Linked DNA regions of Homo sapiens: region 2 is linked to region 1. The links are chromatin contacts, found by Hi-C in ENCODE. All regions are on one chromosome and are shown on one strand. The core of a region is the stretch at or near the end of the contact, and the rest is flanking DNA. Distances in the headings are between cores, read along the strand shown.

What was found. A loop is a pair of places that touch in the nucleus more often than their neighbours do. Pooled maps may share reads with other maps.
Region 2: a loop to region 1 is called in a pooled map, with 6 times the contacts of the local background. The contact joins two enhancer-like sites. A Hi-C loop is called at or near these places in 6 of 37 single-sample maps with no recorded cell type and 11 of 50 pooled maps.

Annotation. Positions count from the first base shown.
Region 1 is chr9:70,556,908-70,559,607 of GRCh38, reverse strand. The region is part of intron 22 of TRPM3 (transient receptor potential cation channel subfamily M member 3); the gene reads left to right. Among named protein-coding and RNA genes, the nearest start is that of KLF9, 140 kb to the right of the region's middle. Within about 2 kb of position 1,432, at least 2 of the 41 ENCODE cell types and tissues checked have a DNase peak (open chromatin) inside an H3K27ac peak, as active enhancers do.
Region 2 is chr9:71,781,880-71,784,756 of GRCh38, reverse strand. No RefSeq gene overlaps it. Among named protein-coding and RNA genes, the nearest start is that of CEMIP2, 15 kb to the right of the region's middle. Within about 2 kb of position 1,441, at least 12 of the 41 ENCODE cell types and tissues checked have a DNase peak (open chromatin) inside an H3K27ac peak, as active enhancers do.

The DNA of each region.
Region 1 (2,700 bases), core at 183-2,682:
TCTTGGCTCAGAGGGAAAAAACATCAAGATTAATTGGCAACGTCTGTCATGGATGCAAGATGGGGTATTGTTGGTTTGCCATGGAGATTTACACAACAGCATCTAGAGGGAGATTTTCTATAGCTTTTGTCAAAGACCAGACCTATTGCTTTAACCTTGGCAATTACCAAAAACCAAAAACCAAAAAATCTATTTTTTCCCTCTGTCAGTTTTTTGCTCTCACAGGAGCCACCCTATATTGACAGGTCATGATGATACTTGTTGAGGTCTTGACATAAACAGGAAAATAGACACCCAGTGAAATAGAGGAGCTGTAACTCACAGAATGTGGCCTGACATTGCAGGTCACATGTGCAGTGTGTGACATCCATGTCTGCAGGCATTCAGCCATTGTTTATTGAGCACCTACTATGTGCCAGGTAGTGTTCTAGAGGCTGTTTAGTGAACAAGAGAGACAAAAATCTTGCCCTGTGAGGCTTATATTCCAGCAAGGGATGTCATTGACTTGTTATTATAAAAGTTTATGTATGAAAAACATTTCAACCATTGGAAGGCTGTGCTCCAAAACCCCCCACAACATCTATAGGGAGGGCTTTCTTACTATCATCCATGTACTTTGGCAGAATTCTACCTGAACAACCTGTTAATTTGTTCCAGAGCCCAATCATCTATTTCTACTTATTAATGCATAGTTAACACAAATAGCATTTCCAGGCTTCTGCCATGTGATGTGTCAATGTGACCCCCATAAGTAAACCATAGAGAATCTGAATCTCCAAATGTTTGATCCCTTCTAATTTGCCACTGCTGCATAGATGTAGCCTTCCCATTCTGTACCTGCACGTGACTTTGAGGCCCTACGACTTAATCTTAAGCTATGACCAGCTTCTAGAATAAGTTTTCTTCACTTTAACTTTGGCCAGGTGCTTGGCCAAAGTTTCCCAGCTGCATTAATCCTACAGGTTTGATAATAGGTCTAATCTGTGTCATTAGTTTCTGAGTCAAAGATCCCACTTGGACAAAATTCGAGCTTTATCAGTATAGGCCCTTTACTTTATACTTTGGGGAAGAAGGGGAGCAGCATGGCCTCTGGCTCCTGGCAATAATTCAACCTTGGTATCAGATCAGGTTTTACATCCCGCATTGCTCCTTCCAATCTTTCCATGCCATTCCAAGACTCCAAATGCAGTCTCTCAGCAATGAGGTGCCCAAAATATGAACATCTCTTATTACTGGCTTGTGGACAAGGGCTAGAGGTGGGGGTAATTGTATCAGTCAAGACTAATTACAAGTAACAGAAACCCAATTGAAATCGACTTAAGAAAAAGAATCGCATGGTTTTTATGACTATAGAAGGCTGGTTTTAGGCATGGCTGAGCCAGGAATCAGTTTCTGTTCTCTGTGATAGAGTCACTCTTGGGCAGGCCTTCTCTACTTGGTAGCCTTACGTTGTATTGTGAAAAGAGAACTTCTCTTTTATACTAGTTTCAACAAAAGTTCCAAGGCTGATGCTTATTGAGCTGATTGATCAGGTGTGGGTCACATGTCCATCCCTGAACCGATCACTGCAATCAGGGAATAAAATACACTGATTAACCTTCTCCTAGATTTGGCATTGAAGTTCATTTCACCCGTACTTCATGGACTGAGACTGGACAAGGGGTGGTTCCACAAAAGGAAACTAGGATGGGGAAATATACACTGGGCAGTTGGAACCAGTCAATATCCACTAGAAGGACTCTGTACTGACTGTCACCATGAAAGAGGGAGGTGACAACATGCCACTTGGTATGGAGGTGGTACTGACCATGCATTTGCCTCTTGCAAAAGGACTGAGAGAAAAGCCACCCAAATGTCAGGTCCCAAAAGCAAGGAAGGAGGAGGCCCAGGGGAAGTCACCAGCCTACGTTTCCTAAACATCCACCCATGTGCCATCTTGGGTGCATGTCCCGGGGGCATTTCTCTGGGAACATAAATCTCCAGATACTGGTTGGTGCTATATGACATTCCAGATAATTTATTCCCCATCCTGGAATCTGCTGCTTATCAGGGTTTTAAGGCACCAGTTCATCTTCATCAGTGGTAGACATCTGTAAGCTTGAGTCATAGCACTTTTTAGGTTGGTAACTACCCAGAACAAGGACATCATTAGAAACCATTATAGAACAACATTTTGCATTAACTGCTGCATATAATGCTCTTTCTTTGCTGATATTACCAAATGAAGGCTATTTCTTAACTATTCATTTTTACCATCATCATCATGGTAACAAGGATCATCTAATTCACGGATATTGCCGTTACTGCTGTAGAAACTAGATAATGTTCCTCAGGCTGGTCCTGACTACCAGACTGCTCTGTATGGCCAGGCTAGAGGGACTATCACAGTTCAAATGTGAGTGCTTCCTCAGAAACCCCATCCAAGCTCATATCACACAATAATGCAAAGCTTTGTACCCTTTCTATGTCTCTACCAAATTACAAGTTCTTTAAGAACAGGAAGCATCTCTCTAATTCCCAATATACCCTGTATTCAGCATATTATAACCACTGAATACATGTTTGTAGAGTAAGCGCTATTCTTAGTGATTGCAAAACAAAGGGGAATAAAACATAGTTCCTGAGAAGCTCAAAGTCTATCAATTACAGAAATAAAAATACCAATCATGACTCAGCTAATGTTCATTGAGTGCTATGTGC
Region 2 (2,877 bases), core at 192-2,691, 1.2 Mb before region 1:
TTTTTCTTTTTTTTTCCTAAACAATTATGTGGATTAAAATTTCTTTTCTTTATATAACATCATTAATATTCCTAATATAGTTTGGATACTTGTCCCCTCCAAATCTCATGTTGAAATTTGATCCTCAATTTTGGATCATGGGGGTAGATCTCTCATGAAGGGCTTTCTGCCGCCCTCACGGTGGCAATGAGTGACTTTTCCCTCTATTAGTTCCTCTGAGATATGATTTCTAAAAAGAGCCTGGCACCTTCCTTCCCTCTCTCTTGCTCCCTGTCACCTTCCACCGTGAATGAAAACTGCCTGAGGTCCCCACCAGAAGCAGATGCTCAATGCCATGCTTCTTGTACAGCCTCTAGAAACATGAGCCAAATAAACCTCTTTTCTTAATAAATTACCCAGCCTCGGGTATTCTTTTATAGCAACCCAAAATGAACTAAGACAATAGCTAACAAGATTAACAATAATTCCTTAAAGCACCTGATTCCTTGTCCATATTGAAATTTCTTCATTTGATCCCAAATGTGTCTTCCATTGATCCACTCAGATAAAGATCCAGTCAAAGACTACATGTTGTACTTGATTATTGTGCATTTTAAGTCTCTCGTGGTCTGAAACAGTTCCCTTCCTTGCTCTGGCCTGTAACTATTTTCCTCTTTTGACCAGCAAATAATCTGTGGTGGCAGGGTGGAGAGGGTGTCAATACAAAGTTTGACTAAGGTTGAGTATATATAACATGGGCTAATCATACAAAAATATTTTACTTATTTATTTATTTATTTTTGAGACAGAGTCTCGCTCTGTCACCCAGGCTGCAGTGCAGTGGTGTGATCTTGGCTCACTGCAACCTCCACCTGCCAGGTTCTAGTGATTCTTGTGCCTCAGCCTCCCGAGTAGCTGGGATTACAGGCATGTGCCACTGCACCCAGCTGAAAAATCTTTTATTTAAACGCCACTGATGTTTGTCTTTCCTAGAAACAAACTGAATATGAACATGGAAGTCAGTATTATTTTTACTATTTTCTCCAGCAGAATGACTTTACCACTCTCAACTTGTGGTTAGCACGAGATATTACATCTAGATACTTCCGAAGGCAGAGGGGAGCAAGAGAAGAAAAGTCATATTAGGACCTAATAATCCTCTTGTTCCCCTCAAAATCCAAACCCCAAATCTAAATCGGTGATACCGACTTTTAAAAGCAAAGCTGCAAATAGGTGATGTGGGTCCCCTCTCCCTCCCCCACTCCAAACAACTTGAGCCTTGTGTAAGCAGCTGCCAGACCTGCCCCGGGGCAAGGAAGAGCATGCAGCAGGTCAGGACGGTATATGACATGCTGGCACAAACACCCGTTGTCCCACCTCCACCCTTTCCACCCTCCGTGCGTCAGCTCCCCTGCAGCACATGCCGTGAGCAACTGTGCTGCTGACAGTGTTATTTCCTGTCACGAAATGAAATGTGTAAATGAAAGTACAAAAGAATGGAGGGATGACTGGTGGCCCTGTCACACTGGTGACACCTAGGGCCTAGCTGTAGGAAACATGTCTGGCTGGCTGCCCCGCCTCCTCACGCCAGTGCTTTTCCCAGCCTGAGCATCTCCATCTCTCAGTGATATGCTGTCCAGGCTTGGAACATTCTGCTCCTTTGGCCACTCCAGGTGTGGGCATCTCTTGCCTCCTGTTTTACATTGGTTTTTCAGTCTGTCACAGTTGAATCCCTTTAGCTGTTCACACTGTACTGAGATTATGGGCCCATGGATCTCTGTGCTGGAAGGGATGTCATTGGCACCAGCACCCACCCAACAAATAGTGGAATGTCCTTGTCACTATTGCTTATATGCAGTTGGTGAAGTGGTTAAGAGCAAAGACACCCTTGGTTCACATTCCTGGCACCTACTGGCTATATAATCTTACACAAATTACTTAGTCGCTTTTAGTTTCCTCATTTGTAAAATGTGTGGATTGGCAGGATGAATATCTATCTGTAAAACACACACAGCAGTGCCTAGCTCATAGCAAGCATTCTATAAGTGTTGCTATTTGCATATACCTGTCCAATCTCTTCATAAACACATCCAGGGATGTGAAGCTCATGAAGCTACCTTTACAAGGAAGCAAGCTCATAAAACAAGACATTTAATCTTTGGTGAATTCCAACAATCAGATACAGCTCCTTATAGTGTGTGATTATTATAGGGAAAGAAGGAAATGTGTTGCCAAAAATATACTGGGCCTTGTGGAAGATTTTTGGCTACATTCTTGTCACCTTGTGGAATTATTTATTCCCATTTTATCAATTTGCATGTGGCAAAACTGAAGCACAGAGGATTTGGGAAATTTGTCCAGAGTCAAACAATGAGTAGATGGTTGAGTCAGGATTTGAACTTGGGCTTTTTAGACTCTAGCATCTTCAAATATTGGAAGATAGTAGTCATTTTCCAATGAGACTTTAGTTTTTCACAGTGGTTGGCACATAATAAGTTATCAAATGATAGATATTGTGATCTATTTGTTTGTTTTGTTTTTTGAGACAGGGTCTTGCTCTGTCACCCAGGCTGGAGTGCGGTGGCACTATCATGGCTTACTGTAGCCTCAACTTCCCAGGGTCAAGGGATCCTCCCACTTCAGCCTCCTGAGTAACTGGGACCACAGGCGTGTGCCACCACGTGAAGCAAATTCTCGTATTTTTTGTAGAGATGGGGTTTCACCATGTTGCACAGGCAGGCTGGTTTTGAACTTCGGGCGACCTGCCTCGGCCTTCCAAAGTGTTAGGATTACAGGCATGAGCCATCATGCCTGGCCATGACTGTTAGTTTCTATAATACTTTGTATGTTGTCAAGGCCCTTTTGAACCATCCCTTCCTGCATACAATATGCATTTAT